2 separate regions of the Homo sapiens genome follow, and region 2 is linked to region 1. Evidence: chromatin contacts called from ENCODE Hi-C data. All regions are on one chromosome and are shown on one strand. The core of a region is the stretch at or near the end of the contact, and the rest is flanking DNA. Distances in the headings are between cores, read along the strand shown. Region 1 holds the start of ATL2 (atlastin GTPase 2). Region 2 holds the start of LRPPRC (leucine rich pentatricopeptide repeat containing).

Region 1 (5,878 bases), core at 268-2,767:
CACACATCTAAGGCGAAGCTGCTTCTTTGGTAGTTTTTTATTCTACAGAGTGCTACCACTGTACAAACAGTCAAGCGTTTTGGTTGGCAGACAATAATAAAATAAGCTTTATTTCCTTTTCTTCTTCCCTTAGCAAAACTCCAGTCTGTCATCACCTCTGACATGCGCCAAGAACTACCAGGAATGATGAAGTATATTTCAAATAAACTTTCCTATTAAAGTGAGTCCTTGTGGTTAACATCATACCAAAATGCTTTACATTTTATCCAGCAAAACCTTTACACACCGTAAAAAAAGAAATCTTAAGACACGAGCTCGTATCTGTATTTAATAATAAACTCTTATCTTGGCCGTACTTACCAAATCGTAGGCTTTTACTATTTATAAGCCTTTGAAAAAACTTTATGCCTTTCTTAAGTACCATCAAAATTTTCAATCAGGATTTCATGCGATCAATTCGCACCACAGTGAGAGATCAAACGCTAAACTCCTATAAATAGGGGTGTTATGAGTGAGAGGGATACACTGCGCTGCCAACGCAACTGCGTCTTCGAGGGGGCAGGGGCGCTCCTGGTACACGTACAGTAGGAGCTCACATTCAGCAAAACCAGGGAGCCAAGGATCAGGTGACTTCACACTACAGACACTTTCAGAGTGATCAGGCCTTACTATCGTCCAAGTGACTCGTAAACGGCTCATAACCCCAGTTTGACACGAAAATCTAGACTTGCACCCTAGCCACGCACAACCCGCGCGAATGGGTTCGGGAGCCGAGGAGCCCCGAAACGCGAGCCCGGGGACAGAGCCCTGGCCTGCGGACTGCGGTTCCCTCCAGGAAGGGTGTCTAAGGAGCTTTCGGACCCGGCAGCAAGGTGTCTGCTCCCCGCGCGACCTCCTCCTCCGCGGGGCCCATCATGCCCTGGCCACCCCTTCCTCCCTGTCCGCGTAAGGGACAGCGAACGCCCACCAGCTAACGGGTCGCCCCGCCGCGTCCGGAGCTCGCCGGACGGAGCGGAGCCGCAGCCGACCTCCCCGCGCCCCGGGCAGGCGGCCACGGCTCAAGGCCGCCCCCTAAGGTCGGGGCGGACACGGCGGCAGCCACGCGGCGGGCTGGCGGGCAGGGGGCCGGGCCGGTCGCAGACGCGCGCGCCACTGGTTCTCCCAGCAGCTACTGGAGCCGCGGCCCACGAGCCGCCCTTTCAGGCCGCGCGCTGCGGGAGCGCGGGGCGCGGCTGAGGCTAGGCCCGGCGGGCAGGCGCGGCGGCGGGAGGAGACCTGAACCAGCCGCGGACTCCGACCCCGCCGCCTGCGGCCGGTGCCCGCGAGCCCGAGCAGCGAGCGTCTCTCCCCATCAGGGCCCCGCGGCCTCTGCCTCGCTGGCCCGTACCTAGGGAGGTCGTGGACGAGACGTGGTTAACCGCGGCGCTTGGGTCGCTGGTCCGTCGCCGGCGCCACAGCCCCTGGTGCGGTTGCTGCCCTCGCGCTGCCTCGTCCCCCTCCGCCATCTTGTACCGATTTAAAATTAACTCCCCACTGACGTCAAACGCCGCCGCCGCTTTATCAACCTCCCGGGAGCCGGCGGGGTGGCCGGCGGGTCCTAGCGCCGCTCTCCGCCTGTATCTCCTCGCCCTCCGCCTGTATCTCCTCGCCCTCCGCCTGTATCTCCTCGCCCTCCCTCCGCCCCCGCCCCGCCCATCGCTCGCTCGCTCCGCCCTCGCCCTGCCCGCCTGCAGATCCGTCTCCCCGGCTCCAAGTTTCTGGTTGGACTGGGGCGGGGGTGTCCCTGCCGCCGCCGTCTCACACCCCCACCTCCCTGAGCTCAGCACCACACCCCCTTAGCGCTGGGCCAGGCTCTGCAAACGCAGAAGGGAGCTCCAGAGAACTAAGTCCCTCCCTCCCAATTCGCTTTACATCTCTAATCGTTGATTCGTGCGTCCTGCACGTGAGGTGGCTTTCGCACCCCTTCTCTCCTTTTCATCGCCCCCTCCTCATCACAGCCATTCCCCTCCTCTCTCCCCATCCACCCCCCAAGTTGTTGCCAGTGCCCTGCTTTTCCTCTTGATCTTTTCTTTCCTCACCCAAGTCCCTACTGTTGCTTCCCCTCCCCCCCACCATCCTAAGGTTTGTTTGCATTCGCTCCCCATCTACTTATGAGACCTTCCCCCATCTTCTCAACTGTGTATACCCTGGCCCTGTGCTCCTAGCACCTTGCAGAGGCATGCCAGAAAGCACTCTAATCGGAAAATGAATCGTGGCAGGTTCTTACCTAATTGTGATGAACCTTCTTCTGGGGATCCAGTGACATCCAGTAGAAAGTTCAGGTCACTTTTTAAATTACAAGTCAGCCCGTGGAGGCGTCTGTGAAACATGATCCCTTTGGATTTTTACCATACTGCCAGCTGCATTAGAAATTCCTCTTCTCCAGTAAAAACAGATGTCCGGGTGTACAAACAGCTGTTTTGTCCAGGTCTTTTCATAAGTCTAAAATTCACAGCATGCACAATCTCTAGAAAAGCACTGGTGTTATTAAAGCTTTCAAAATACCATTCTAGGTAGGGCATGGTGGCTCACGCCTCCCGGGTTCAAGCAATTCTCTGCCTCAGCCTCCGGAGTAGCTGGGATTACAGTCCCCCGCCACCACACCCTGCTAATTTTTGTATTTTTATAGACACGGGATTTCACCATCTTGGCCAGGCTGGTCTTGAGCTACTGACCTCGTGATCCACCCGCCTCAGCCTCCCAAAGTGCTGGGATTACAGGCGTGAGCCACTGCGCCCGGCCCATCCAAATATATTTCAACAGAATATGGAGTTTGTCATCATTGTCACATAAATCTAGGAGAATAACTATATACGTGTTCTTGGCAATATTCTTTGAGTTACTAAGATTCTAGTTCTGGGACTTGAACCACCTCCACAATCTAAAGTACAGTTACCCTTCCCCCTCGTTCATATTGATGGCAGGATCTTTATCAACTTGTTAAGTGATATTCCTCTTACGTCCTTGTGATATATGATTTGGAGAGCTCACTTTGTCAAGACATTTTCTGTTTTATCATTGGCCTGAAAAACGTAGTATTGAAAAGGAAGAAAAAGAAGAAGCAGAAGCAGAAGAAGGAGGAGGAGGAGGAGAAGAAGGGCAAAAAAATCTTCACGAGGATTGTTCTACAAAGATTTATTTACTGTCATTTACTCACTAAAAAACATTTGCTTAGGCACATAGAAAAAAGAAACCATTTACAAACAGCACAGCATAGGCCATTTGCTAAATTAAGGTTGATACAGTCAGTGACAACAAAAAGCTACCTGAATCCTTACCAAAGTGCAGTGTTCACCTAAGCCAAATCACCCTCTATGCTTAGTATAGGCAGTCCTTTGGAAGATATTGAATATCTTACATGTAATAAAAGACCTTATGGTTTCCCTCACTGTGCCTTCGATTTTAAGGACTTCAATTCTATCTACTAATCTAGGCTGCTACCCCATGTGTTTCGTGTTTTGCTTTGCTTTTCTCTTTTCTTTTCTTTTTTTTTTCCTTGCCTATGTTCTTCTCTTTTTGGTGTTCTGCCTATCTTGGCTCCCAAACCCACTCTCTCCCCCATCTGTGGTTACTATGCCTGAATCAAGAGAGGTCAAACGCTTATTTAAAAAAAAAAAAAAAAGGCTGGGTGTGGTGGCTCATGCCTGTAATCCCAGCACTTTGGGAGGCCGAGGTGGGGCGATCACCTGAGGTCAGCAGTTCAAGACTAGCCTGGCCAACATGGTGAAACCCCATCTCCACAAAAATACCAAAATTAACTTGGCATGATGGCGGGTGCCTGTAATCCCAGCTACTCGGGAGGCTGAGGTGGGAGAATCACTTGAACCTGGGAGGTGGAGGTTGCCGTGAGCTGAGATCGTGCCATTGCACTCCAGCCTGGATGACAGCGTGAGACTCCATCTCAAAAAAAAAAAAAAATAGGCTGACCCTGGGTACACTGCCTGTGAGTTAGCCCTACTCCGCAAGGAGCAATACCATTCAAAAAAGACTGCTGCTTAACACCACCAGCTCAAAAAAAAAAAGAATTAATTAATTAATTTTTTGCTGTCCGGAAAAAAGTCAGTGATTCCTAAGGAAAATTTTTCCTTGCCACCTCTCAGGGAGACATTCCGTCTTATAACTCTTCTATGGGAAAGCACGGGGTACTGAGAATATGAGAACTGACAAGAACTTGCCCTACAATCATTTTAACCTTCATGGAGATGGTGTAAGATAGAAGGAATGGGCCAGGCGCGGTGGCTCATGCCTATAGTCCCAGCACTTTGGGAGGCCAAGGTGGGTGGATCCCTTGAGCTAAGGAGTTTGACACCAACCTGGGCAACATAATGAGAGCCTGTCTCTACAAAAAATACGAAAATTAGCCAGGCACGCACCTGTAGTCCCAGCTATGGAGGAGGCCAAAGTGGGAGGATTGCTTGAGCCCATGAGGTCGAGGCTGCAGTGAGCCAAGATCACACCACTGCACTCCAGCCTGGGTGGCAAAAAAAGAAAAAAGATAAAAGGAAAGTTCCTCCCTGTGAGAGGTAGAGATTTAGATATCCATTAGTGGAAACCACTCACTTGCCTGGGGTGATATCAGATGGACGGGGCAAGGTTAGAGTAGAGAGAAGCCAAAGACAAATATAAAGCAGTGTTGTCAATAGAAAAGGTGTTGGATATTGCTGAGGCTGAAATGAGATAAACTACACTCTCCGAGAATGAAAAAGGCTGTCTTTGTTGTGGGCAAACTGCATCTCTGCAGACCTTGTTATCTTTTCAGTGATGCGTTTCCTGAAAGTTTTGTTTAAGCTACACCATGCTTGCAAACTGTTGCTCCTTTTCTTGTGCAAGAATGGTTGACAGAAATGAAGAAGTTGTTTCTCTGAGACTATGTGAAATTCTGGACGCAGGCAGAGCTGCTTCAGGGCCAGGTTACAAAAAGCAGAACAGGGCTAGGAAATTTTCCTCACAGACCTGAAGCACTGGAGGTACTACAGAGCAACGAGCTTGACTCAGTCGCCAATATTCTCATGATGGACTCTGTAGGCTCCGTTCGTTGACCTGAGGGGTACAGACCATTGATTTGTCCCAGAAGTTGTACAGTGACTGTGGCTAATGAACCGATTTGCCACAGGCGAGGCTTCCTTTGGGGGAGGGGCCAGGGAGGAAATATTTTGTAGGGACAGAGGGAAATCGGAGTTCCTGCTAGAGTAGATGTGGACAAGAAAATGGACTCTAGTCTTGGCTTTATGTTTGTACTTGAAAAGTAAGTAAATAGAAGAGAATAGAATAGGGACTCTGGGTTATTGACTGGCAGAAAAATTTTATTTATATCCAAAGCTAGTGATTCAGGGTCATTGGGATAGACCTTCTAAAGGAGATTAAATTAAGAACATCAAGAATTGCCAGGTGCAGTGGCTCACGCCTATAATCCCAACATTTTGGGAGGTCGAGGGCGGGGTGGGGGGGCGCGGATCACAAGGTCAAGAATTCAAGACCTGGCCTGGCCAACGTGGTGAAACCCTGTCTCTACTAAGAATACAACAATTAGCCAGGCATGGTGCCTGTAATCCCAGTTACACAGGAGGCTGAGGCAGGAGAATTACTTGAACCCAGGAGGTGGAGGTTGCAGTGAGCCGAGATCCCACCGCTGCACTCCAGCCTGGGCAACAAAGCAAGACTCCATCTCGGAAAAAAAAAAAAAAAAAGAAAAGAAAAAAAAATCAAGGGTTTCTGTGGCTAATATTTGTTGTAGGAGCCTGGACATGGGCGCATACCTCTCTGGCACAGCCATTCATGCTGATACTTGCAGGCATCTTCAAAGGCATGTATTAGCCCCATATGAAACACTGTGAGTAGA
Region 2 (5,799 bases), core at 223-2,722, 5.6 Mb after region 1:
AGGCCTGGAGATGTTAAGTAACTTCTCTAATGGCATAATGCAGATAATTTGAGGATAAAATGCAGATAAATCTGGAGTAGGCTGCAGTCTGGGCCCAGCCTACTGCAGATCCCTGGCTCTCAGTCCTTACGCGAGCTCTCAAAGTACCTTAATTTACAAGCATCAGTCTTTCAAAATCATTTTTTCTCCAATGCTAAAAGCTCAGCACCTATCTCCCCTTCTCTGGTGGTCAGAATACTATTAATAACCAAATGAACACTTTCACCAACTTTTCTTTTCCCCTCCACTACAAAAGTCTATACCAAACCTATCTCTGATAAACCTCAAACCATGAGAGCATTTATTCGCCTATCTGACACCCACTTAGAGTTTAACTTGCCTTTGCATCCCCAGATTCCAACAGAGTGCCTTGCATGTGCTCATTCATTCAAAGACACTTACAGGACGGGAGCGGTGGCTCACACCTGTAATCCCAGCACTTTGGGAGGCCGAGGCAGGAGGATCGCTTGAAGTCAGGAGTTCGAGACTAGCGTGGCCAACATGGTGAAACCCAGTCTCTACTAAAAGTACAAAAGTTAGCCTGGCATGGTGGCGCACACCTGTAATCCCAGCTACTCGGGAGGCTGAGGCAGGAGAATCGCTTGAACCCGGGAAGCGGAAGTTGCAGTGAGCTGAGATCGCGCCACTGCACTCCAGCCCAACTCGCGCAACACCTTCTTAAATGCTGAAGGAAAACTCCATTCAAGAGAACGCAGGCAAAAGCCCAAAGTGATCATAATCCAGCGTCCAGCTTTAAGTCATCCGTGGCTCACCCAAACTCCCAACCCACTCCTCGCCGCCCCATCCCTCGCAAAAAGCTAAATTTCCAATATCTAAATGCTAGGTGGTTACTGATCACCAACGGTGACCGCACGTGGGACACCACCCAAGCTGGCCAAGTGTAAGGAAAAGACCACCACCCGACTTCCCAAAGCAGTCTTCAAAGCCCCCCTCATCTTCGTTGACCATGGGTACCCCGAGGGCAGTAAGGTCCAGGCTGAAGTGGCGGGGGCAGGATTCAAGCCGGAGGCAGGCCATGCCCACAGCCGTGACCTTCTGAAGGCGCTTAACCCTGTCACCCGAAAACCCCTGGTAGGGAGCGTGGTGCGGAGCCCGGGGAGGCTAGGTCCTGGGGCGGGGAGAAGGGTGGCGAGCACAGGCAGGACCCGGTCCCTGCCGGCACCCACGACCCCGGGGGACCCTGGCGCCGCAGCTTGCCTGGAGAAAGGGCCTGGGCACTCACCCGGCCACGGGCCCGGCGCGAGCGGCGGGCAGATAGGAGGCGGCATGCAGCCGGCCCGGGCCGCCAGGGAGGAGGCGCAGGGAGAGCGGGAGGCGCGGGGCCGCCCCGGCACGCAGCAACCAACGCGCGGATCTCAGCAGGGCTGCCATTGCTCGAACGTCCCCGCAGCGGGAAGCACGCTCCGCCAGAAGGACAGGAGGAGCATGTGACCGCAGGGTAGCCTGGCGCGGCAGAGACCAACTGCCGGGCGTGCCAAATGTGGGGGGAGCGACGGATTGTTTTAGGTTGGAAGATGGAAAACCGCACTTCTCCGAGGACAGAAGACCCAATGTAATATTTACATAAACGATGTTGCTTGATTCATTATCGAAGCTTTTCTTTTCCGTCTTCCGTCTCCGATCTGGGCATCGTGTTCATTCGCTGCACCCCTGCACTCCTCTGTTGGTAGAGCCGCAAGAGGTCAACTCCTCCCAGGTTGGCGCAGAGGCTTGTGGGAGGCCAACTAGTAAAAATACCGAGAACTCTCGAGGAGAGCCGACTATGAAGATCCCAGGACGTGGGAAGGTTTCCCCCGCCCCCGAGTGCAGATGTTGCTGCTAACGTTCAGCCCTGACGCCATGTCCAATAGGAACGGCCCTTCACTCTCAGAAACGCGGGCCGGAGAAACCGTGGAGGTCTTTTGCACCTTGCCGTTTGCCTCCCAGGTTCAACATGATAGGATGTGGATTATCAGGGCCTGGGAACAGTGTAAAGGAACGCGCAGGTCCCCACCCTAAGCGCGTACGCGGGGCCTCGCTTTAGAAAATAAATGAATTCTACCAAAAATCCTATAGTTTTAAAGCTGGAATTGAACTGACTCTCTTCCCCAACCCTCCACCCCTACCGCGCCTCTCCCTTCAGTAAATGCACATATACATGTGAGAAGTAAAAGAACAATGTAATTAAGAGTCTCCAGCCAAATATGGGGAGAAAACTGGCAAGTTAAACCCATCGCTGGCGAAGTGGCTCACGCCTGTAATCCCATCACTTTGGAAGGCCGAGGCGGGTGGATCACCTGAGGTCAGGAGTTGGAGACCAGCCTGGCCAACATGGTGAAACCCCATCTGTACTAAAAATACAAAAAATTAGCCGGGCGTGGTGGCGGGCGCCTGTAATCTCAGCTACTCGGGAGGCTGAGGCAGGAGAATTGCTTGAACCCGAGAGGTGGAGGTTGCAGTGAGCCAAGATGGCGCCATTGCACTCCAGCCTGGGTGACACAGCGAGACTCTGTCTAAAACAAAACAAAAAAACCACGTCGCTGCCTTCACAGGGCTTACAGACTGGATCGGTTCCCTGTGCACACGTGGGAAGCTGAGAACAGCCTTCCACTCCCTCTACACCTGCCTGTCCCCTACCTATCACGAGGCAAACGCGGCGGGTATTTCCTCTGGAAGCCCTCCCACGGTCATTTCCGAAGTGACTGTTTATCCCACTGGACTCCTTATCAGTTAATCCCACGAACTCCTTATCAGTAGGGACTGTGATCTCTTATTGTAGGCCATACACCTACCCAGTGCCAGACACACAGTAGGTCTCATTAAATATGTGTTAAATTAATGTCTATTTTGAGATGACCTAGCTCACCTCTCCTTTGAGAGATGAGGGAACGAAGACACCCGCTCCAAGCCCCCAAAAGAAACAAGGTGAATTGATTGACTCTGGGTTATATTACTGAGCACTGGGAATACAAGTTATTCACCTATTCAACACGTATTTATTGAATACATATCCAGTGCCATACACTATTTGAAATCCTAGGAATACAGCAGAGAACAAAACAAACCAACCCTAGATTCTAATTAAGCTCTTTAAAGTTTAATTTGGGAAGACAAAAAGAACTGTGATGCAAAATACGCCAGGGTAAAGGGATTGAGGGTGTCATGGGGGGAGTTGCTTTTTTTTTTTTTTTCTCAAGACAGGGTCTTGCTCTGTCACCCAGGCTGGAGAGCAATGGCACGATCTTGGCTCACTGCAGCCTCGACGTCTGGGCTCAAGCGATCCTCCCACCTCAGCCTCCTGAGTAGCCGGGATTACAGGCCCAAGCCCTGGCTAATTTTTGTATTTTTAGTAGATACGGGTTTTTGCCGTGTTGCCCAGGCTGGTCTCAAACTCATGGCCTCAAGCAATCTGCCTGCCTCGTCTCCCAAAGTGCTGGGATTACAGACATGAGCCACGACGCCCGGAGAGTTGATATTTTAAATAGGAAAAACGTTGAACAGAAACCTGAAGGAAGGAAAGGAGGAAGCCAGGAGAATTTTCTGGAAGGAGAAAAAAAAAAAGAGTGGTTAAGGCTTAGAGAACAGCAAACACCAAAACCCAGAGGCAATAATAGGTGTAGCCTATTCAGAGAACTTTAAGGAGGAGGACTGTGTGGATGAGAGAAAAGAGCAGGGGGTAGAGAGCAGGGGGTAGGAGTAGAGGAAGGAGCAGGGGGTGGAGAGGGGCCTGGAGGTCAGAGAGGTAGTTGGAGGCCATATCAAACAGGGTGTTGTAGGTGGCCGTGAAGACTGACTTTTATTTAGACTGAAGACTTTTACTTAGAATGAGATGAGAAACCATTGGATAGTTTGGTGTGTTGCTTTTAAAGAGATGGAGTCTTGCTGTGTTGCCCAGGCTAGAGTGCAGTGTCTATTCACAGGTGCAATTATGACACACTACAGCCTTGAACTCCTGGGCTCAAGCAATCCTCCTACCCTGGCCTCCCAAGGAAGTGGGACTACAGGTGCATGCCACCACACCCTTTTGCTTTTTTTTTTTTTTTTTAAGTGCAGTGGCACAATCTAGGCTCACAGCAACCTCTGCCTCCCCGGGTCCACGCGATTCTCATGCCTTAGCCTCCCAAGTAGCTAAGATTACACGCATGAACCACCACACCCAGTTAATTTTGTATTTTTAGTAGAGATGGGGTTTCACCATTTTGGCTAAGCTGGTCTCTAACTCCTGGCCTCAAGTGATTTACCCACCTCAGCCTCCCTAAGTGCCGGGATTATAGGCGTGAGCCACGGCACCCAGCCACCCATTTGCATTTTGAAAGGGTCACTCTATCTGCTGTTTGGAAAGGAGATTTTAGGGGAATGGGGATAAATAAAAATAGACCAAAGAGAAGGCTAATCCAGAATAGAGATGCTAGTGGCTTGGATTAGAGGGCAGCAGGTGAAATGATGAGAAAGGGTCAGGTTCTTACTCTATTTAAATAGTAGAACCAAGGGGATTTACTGATGGATTGGCTGTGGATTGTAAGTCAAGAACGGCTCCAAAGGTTTTGGCCTAAACAACTAGAAAGATGGAGATGACTCTGATTTAAAAGGAGAAAACAAAGAGAAGCAGATTTAAAAAGTGAAATCAAAAATGATCTTCTAGAATATTAAGCTTGTGCCTGCTAGACATCCAAGCGTCAAATTTGAATAGGGGTTGGCTATATGACATACAAGTCAGTTCAGGGGAAAAGTCAGAGCTAAAGATACATTTGGGAATCTGCAGCTTGTACCTAATATTTGAAGCCACAGAAATAGATGAAAGCATCTAGGAAGAAAATGCAGATAGACAAGAGAGGGAGTCCAAGGACTGAGGCTTGTGTCATTTCAATCTTTAGAGGATGTATAGATGAAAATCTAGCAAAGGAAACTGAGAAAGAAGAGCCAGAGAGGCAGGAGAACTGAGCCCAGTGAGGTCACAAATACCTGAATGAAAGAAGTCCTTCCAGGAAGGAATTATCAATCACATACAATGCTACTGTTAGTTCCAATACAATGAGCATGCAACATTGACCATAGAATTTGTTGTTTGTTTGTTTGTTGAGAATGAGTCTTACTCTGTCGACCAGGCTGGAGTGCAGTGGCGTGATCTCAGCTCACTGCAACTTACGCCTCCTAGGTTCAAGCAATTCTCCTGCCTCAGCCTCCCAAGTAGCCGGAACTACAAACACGCACCACTATGCCTGGCTAATTTTTGTATTTTTAGCAGAGACAGGGTTTCACCATGTTGGCCAGTCTGGTCTCGAACTCCCGACCTCAGGTGATCTGCCCGCCTTGGCCTCCCAAATTGCTGGGATTACAGGCATGAGCCACCGCGCCCAGCCAATTATTGCTAATTTTCTAAGGCATGATAATGGCTTTGTGGTTACGTAAGAAAAAATATGTTTAGAGATGCATGTTGGCACTGGAATATGTAGAAGTAAATTAACATGATGTCTGGAATTGTCTTTTTTCTTTTTTTTTTTTTTTTTAATGAGGCGAAGTCTTGCTCTGTTGCCCAAGCTGGAGTGCAGTGGCGCCATCTCTGCTCACCGCAACCTCCGCCTCCCGGGTCCAAGCAATTCCCTGCCTCAGCCTCCCGAGTAGCTGGGATTATACGCACCCGCCACCATTCCTTCCAATTTTTGTATTTTAGTAGAGACGAGGTTTCACCATTTTGGCCAGGTCGGTTTTGAGCTCCTGACCTCGTGATCCACCCGCCTCGGCCTCCCAAAGTGCTGGGAT

The links. A loop is a pair of places that touch in the nucleus more often than their neighbours do. Pooled maps may share reads with other maps.
Region 2: a loop to region 1 is called in a map of CD8-positive, alpha-beta T cell, with 12 times the contacts of the local background. The contact joins the promoter of LRPPRC here to the promoter of ATL2 in region 1. A Hi-C loop is called at or near these places in 2 of 168 maps with a recorded cell type or tissue (CD8-positive, alpha-beta T cell and naive thymus-derived CD4-positive, alpha-beta T cell) and 6 of 50 pooled maps.

What each region holds. Positions count from the first base shown.
Region 1 is chr2:38,375,756-38,381,633 of GRCh38, forward strand. ATL2 (atlastin GTPase 2) reads right to left here and starts at 1,518. Exons shown (of 13, transcript NM_001135673.4): 1 at 1,388-1,518. The coding sequence starts at 1,505. RefSeq lists enhancers at 610-1,111, 1,112-1,611, 1,438-1,687 and silencers at 938-1,437, 1,658-1,817, 1,888-1,937.
Region 2 is chr2:43,994,517-44,000,315 of GRCh38, forward strand. It overlaps LRPPRC (leucine rich pentatricopeptide repeat containing), which reads right to left and starts at 1,473. Exons shown (of 38, transcript NM_133259.4): 1 at 1,283-1,473. The coding sequence starts at 1,431. RefSeq lists enhancers at 1,024-1,675, 1,471-1,750 and a silencer at 1,051-1,370.